2 separate regions of the Mus musculus genome follow, and region 1 is linked to region 2. Evidence: chromatin loops called from intact Hi-C (ENCODE). Cell type or tissue: left cerebral cortex. All regions are shown on one strand. Links, peaks and the distances in the headings refer to the core of each region. The heading gives the core; the rest is flanking DNA.

What was found. Hi-C counts contacts between places; a loop is a spot of excess contacts. Peaks named below come from ENCODE experiments on the same cell type or tissue, not always from the same donor. Only the 100,000 strongest peaks of a DNase experiment are listed, where the experiment ranks them.
Region 1: a loop joins it to region 2, with 2.3 times the contacts of the local background. A loop is called at or near these places in 3 of 42 quality-filtered maps.

The regions. Positions count from the first base shown.
Region 1 is chr15:37,718,059-37,720,976 of GRCm38, reverse strand. It overlaps a transcript of Ncald not described here. Among named protein-coding and RNA genes, the nearest start is that of Gm15942, 19 kb to the right of the region's middle. In left cerebral cortex, for the core only: no CTCF peak of the experiment used is centred there; DNase peaks (open chromatin) are centred at 626 and 1,554; H3K27ac peaks cover 1,328 bases.
Region 2 is chr15:37,670,175-37,673,092 of GRCm38, reverse strand. It overlaps a transcript of Ncald not described here. Among named protein-coding and RNA genes, the nearest start is that of Gm15942, 29 kb to the left of the region's middle. In left cerebral cortex, for the core only: a CTCF peak has its summit at 1,310; DNase peaks (open chromatin) are centred at 329, 1,386 and 1,594; H3K27ac peaks cover 2,421 bases.

The DNA.
Region 1 (2,918 bases), core at 153-2,652, 48 kb before region 2:
GATTTCACTGGAAAGGGAGATGCCAGTGTCTCTCTGCTGGTGTTGGGAGGGTAGTCACTGGCAAGAGGCAACTGCAAACACAGTAGATGACACTTTGACAGGCAGTGGAACTTTCTTGCCTGTATGACCAGCTTTCTGTGTGTGTAGGCCACAGTGTGGGTGGCCTCAGACTGGTGGAGAGTCTGTACACCTGGGCCTGTGGCTCTCTGTCCTCCTGGGAGGGACGATGGCAGGGGTGTTTGTGTCTCCCAGTGAGGACCCTGTCATGAACCCCTTGTCCACTCTGCAGATCTGACCTACTATTATCATTCACATGAGAGTCCGTTTCCTCAGGGCCTCTGTGTCTCACCCACCTTCCATCTCAGAGAGAGGGACTGTGTGTCTCGGGATGGTTTAGGTAGAATTTTTGGATCGTACCAGGTTTGCAAGACTAGGGATATGGAAAAATAGGGGGGATGTGAGCATGGCAGAGGTGACAGGAGGTGAACAGTGTGTCTCTCATCCATGGAAAGGCACAACGGAGCTTCTTTCTACCACAAGTGCCCTAATGTGAAGGGTGGAAATGAGGCCAATCAGTGCTGATTTGCTTCCAGATGGGATGATGCAGCCAAGGCCTGAAACAGATTTTGGAAACAATTCAGTCAGCTGTAATGTGAACCCAAAGACATGCTCTCAAGGCTGCTGGGTTTTCCACACTTGTCTGGCAGCCTAGTGCTTCTCAGGCCCAGCTGCTGCTGCTGCTGCTCTGTCTTATCACCAAGCTCTGGGGTTCAGACAAGGGAGAGAGAGGTGTTGCAACAATTCCTGGGAAAAGGACCGTGCACTGGGGCAGCTGAGGAGGTGCTGAGCTCTATTAGAAAGGCTCTGTGCTTAGGGAAGAGAGGAAGGGGTTGTTTTTCCCTCATTCACAGTGGGCTGGGGTGATGCTGGCCAGTACCTGGGCTTGGAAGTGAAGTCTGCATAGTCTTCCAGAGAAGCCAGAGGTGGTCAGAACCTGAGAGCACATAAGCCAGGCCTACAACAGTGGCTGTCAGGCTTCTTAGGACCACGTTTGCTTATCCATCGCACACCTGCCTCCCCTGGGATCCTCGGGGCTAGGCCGTCCAAACAAGCCCCATGCACAAAGTTGGAGGACCACAGCACTATAAATAGCTAGAATGCTCAAGGGATGACAAATATGTCACCCAATCTGAGGGTGGAAGGTCACCCAGGTCTTGTCATGGAGAAAAGGGCTTTCCCCTTCTGCCTAACAGTTAGTGGGTATGGGGTTTTGATAGTTGTAGTTGTTGTAGTTAAACATGCACTCATGCATTCACTTTCATGACCATGGAATGTCTGATATGTGATAAAACATGAACTAAGGGAAAAGGTATGGTCTTGGCTGCCAAGGATAGGGTATTATGGGAAGATGGTGGGGTCTGTTTACAACTGTCACTATGCCCACTTAAGGTAGCTGCACAGAGACCTGGAAGCACATGTTTTAGAGTGACTATGTAACCTGACTGGAACACAGCTTCAGCTAAGCGTTCATGGAGTGACTGTAGCCAAGGAACATGTGGGCGGGGGAGCATTTACAGTTAGTCATGGTGAGGAAGAACACTCCAAGTGGAAGAAATACAAACAGGACTGTGTTTGTCCTGAGAAATTACCACAGACTTGATATCTGAAATACAAGAAACTGACTTATTATTCTGTAGATCTGAAGGCTGCCATGGGTCTCACTGGGCTAAAATCAAGGTATTGGCAGGGTTCATTCATGCCTTTCTGAAACGATCTAAGGAATTATGTATTCGTATACCTTTGCTAGCTAAGAGGGGTGCCCGCATTTCAAAGACAGAATCTTCACATCACCGCTTGCCTGCATTTCTAGACTCATGAAACATATGAAGTTGTTAACCTTAATCATGCCCCTTTCCTGGTGGTATAACAATTCAGTTTTCTGAGGAGAGAAACAAGAACATCTTTGAGGCCGTTATTCTGCCCACCATAAGGGCATCATGGGTGTCTGAGCAGGTGGAGAACGCAGGGCAGATATGTTATGGCTGGAGGGAATGAGGGCATTCTGTTTAGGGACAGAGTGTGTATGTAGCCGTGTGGGCCATTGAATTCTTATGTTTTTAAAAACCACAACAACAATAACAACAAACCAGATGAAACAAGAAAGGACACTTTTGGGATTGGAGGGATGGATCAGTGGTTAACGCATCGGCTGCTCTTCCAGAGGACCTGAGCTTGGCTCCCAGCAGCCACATCAGGGAGCTCACAACTGCCTGCAATTCCACCTCCAGTGATTCAGCTTCTTCTCCTGGTGTCCAGGGGCTTCCCTAAACACATGCACATACATGTACATGCACAACCCCCCCACTCATGTATGCATATTCACATGCATATACACACATGCACATGCACACACATATACATAAATAATCTTTAAAAGAATAAATATGAATAAATACTAATCTTATAATAAATAATACATCTTTTTAAAAATTACAAAGCAAATATATTATAATCACATGACCTGGGTGTCAGTACATCCAGGCTAAGCAGGAGCCTCTGTTGTGTGGGACTGCGTCTTGCTCACCTCACTTGTCATTGAATCATTTTGTCTGTGGCCTAATCCTTTTATCTGCTCTCCTTCATGGGAGGAGAGACCATCACCTGCAATAGAGACCCTAACATTGAAGTTGTTCAACTGGGCCATCTTACTTAGAACCTGGCATGCATTTTGAAAGGATCAATGAATATTTGCTGAATACTTATGCACAATGATGAACTCCCAGTTGGTCATAACCTATACCATCTGTTCTTCAGTGAGTGCTTTATTGTAGTAAAAGATCAGCTTCAAGGGCTTAGTGTTCAAGGGCTTCACACGACCAAACTGTCCTGCATGTAAGTAGGTCATCAGTCTTTAAAAA
Region 2 (2,918 bases), core at 195-2,694:
ATGGCAAGTTAACCTTGGCAAGTGGTCTCTCATGGCTTCCGCCAAGGTGTCTGTGAGGGTGCACGTTTTTTTCCTGGAATTTTCAAACATTGGAGTAGAGAACAAAGAGTGCAGAATTGACTGAGGGCTTGACATTGAGAACTCCACAGAAATTCTATCATATTCTTGGATTATACAGAGCAGGAGAGAGCGATAGTAATTTTGTGTGTCTGCGTGACGCGAGGGTTGGTCATAAAGAGGAGAACTTGGTTAAAAGACATGGGGGTGGGGTAAGAAGAGTCCATGAGGCTGATAAGCAGAGTAAGTGGGTAAGATTTGAGGGCGTGGCTTTCCCTCTCCCGAGTCTGGCTTTGCTTCCTCAACATAGAAACAACATAAGGCCAGGCAGCCTGCTTCAGGATGACGCTCATGATTACCGCACACGACACACAAATGCTGGGGCAATTAGGCTCATTCACAGGATTTGTGGAAATCAATGTCAATGACCAAGATTCTTTACATATGTGAAAATCCGCTTAGCTGTTCATTGGTCCAGGTGCATGTTGGGCTCTGTGTGATTTGTGAGGTAACCTTACCGTGGTAACTCACTACACGGAAGAGTAAGTATGTATTGTCTGTGACACGTTTCCCTCATTGCTTTCAAGGGAGGGGTGTGGAGGGGGTGTGGAGGGGGTGTGCTTTCACCCTGGGAGGTCTGGGGAGCTCCATGCCTGCCAAGCTTTTGCCTCAGCACTGAAGCGGAGCCAGGGATTTTGCACCTGCAGGTCCATGTGAGCAGTTTGAACTCCTTCCTGGTTCTGCCACTGTGCCTTAGGGCAATCCACAAAAGACCTTCACAACTAAAGTCAAAGCAAAACCTAGAGAAAAAAATTAATTTAAAAATTTGAATATAAAAGTTCAACATCTATGATGGCATGCTGTATATACATTCTTGTATATTTTTAATTGAAAGATTTATTTATTTATTTATTTACTTGTTGTGTGCTTGTGTGTGTGCTCATGAATGCAGTATCTGTGGAAGCCAGAGGAGAGGATCCCTCTGGATCCAGAGTACAGATTGCCCAGTATGGATGTAGGGAACCTAACTCAGGTCCTTTGGAAGAATAATATGTGTTAAAACTACTAAGCTACCACTTCAGGATCAATATATCCTTTTAAAGTATTTCTAAGGTTTTTAAAAATTGTATGTGTGTGTTTTGACTGCATGGATGTATGTGCATCATGCTTATGCAGTGCATAAGTAGAGGGTACAGGATCCCCTGGAACTGGAGTTACAGATGGTTGTGAGCCACCGTGTGGCTGCTGGGAATCCAACTTGGTTCCTCTTAAAGAGCAAGTGCTCTTAACCCTGGAGCACCTTGCCAGCACCAGTGCCTGTGTGTTTTATAATTGCTGTGCACAGGCTGTGTGTCCTTTCAGATAGTATCATATCTCACTGTAGCTCTCAGGTGCTGGAAACCCAAAGGCCTAGAAGCGAGTGTGTCTTGTGTCCAGTGTGTCATGTGTCCAGTTTATTCCTGCCAGGGACATGTTAGGTAATGTTTTAAAATCCCTTAAACTGTCCCCTAGATAGGACAGACTTGACCGGAATCATGTAGTTACCATGGCATCCAAAGACAGTCTCTGGAAGCCCATCGACTTCTCCAGACACAGAGCCGGTAAACTGCTTTGAAGGAGCATTCTCTACCTCAGCTGACAAGAATAAAAACAGTATTTATCCAAGGCACTGAAACTGACTTACAGGGCTCCTCTCTAGAATAATTTTCCTTCCTATTTCGCTGAAAACTGTTCAGTGGTTTGTGCACCTTGGCGTTGACTGGCAGCAGCTTTTCTTTCATCTCTAATCTGAAAGCTTCTTTCTGAATAAAATAGAAATGCTAATGACCCTGGCTTGGAGATCCTTTACGTTTTCAGAGAGAGGTTCAAGCAACTGAGCCGCTCTGTTTATTCAGGAGCTAAACGAGTCTACCCAGGAGAGCAAGACAGATCCGTGCTCTTCCTGAGCAACCAACCGCTCCCTTCTGGCCGAGCTCTTTGTTTCTTGAAGATAAAAATTATTATGTATACTTGAGGTTTAAACCACAGTATGAAGGCATAGATGATAAACTGGTTGCTATTGTGAAGCAGATGAACAAATCTATTATGCAATAATTTTTTTATTGACACGAGCATCAAAAATTGACTTTAATGAGAATCTGCAACACAATGACGTTTTATTAACTTTGGTGCTCATCTGTGTGTTAGATCTCAACTGATTACCTTCTGTACCGGCTGCGTCGAAGCTCCAGCTTCATCTCTGCATCTTCCGGCACGCCCTTTCCAAAGCTGTTTGCTTTTCTGTGCTGCCCTCACTACTTGCGCTAACATACAACATATTCTCACACAGAAGCAAGATTGTACTGTTTTTATTTTTAGTGAAATAATTCTTTGATGTTAATCTAATTTTCATTACTGTCTTGCTAAATTATTGAAAGGCTTGGGTTTTTATAAATTCTCATTGTTTGAAACGTCTGCTGCATGGTAAGGCTCCGGACCACCAGCTTTTTGCCTTAGAGTTAGGAGGCAGGGACTGTTTAAGCCAGTGATTTCTATTGTGTGACATTCATGTAACACTTGGCTGTGCCAAGCACTTTTTAAACCGCTGTTATTTGAACTACAAGGGGGGCAATAACCTCCTTGAGGCAGAGATGGGAGGTTTTTGTTTGTTTTCAGGCCCTGTCTTCTTCAGATGAAAGGATTAAGGAATACATAGGAAAGGCAAATGTCTCACATTCCACTCCTTCTTTGTTTGTTTTCTGAGACTCTATCTCATGTAGCCCAGGCTGGCCCAAAGCACTCTGTAGGCAAGGATGACCCTGAACTTCGGGGCTCCCTGCTTCTACCTCTCAAGTGCTGGGCTACAGGTGTGCACCACCAGC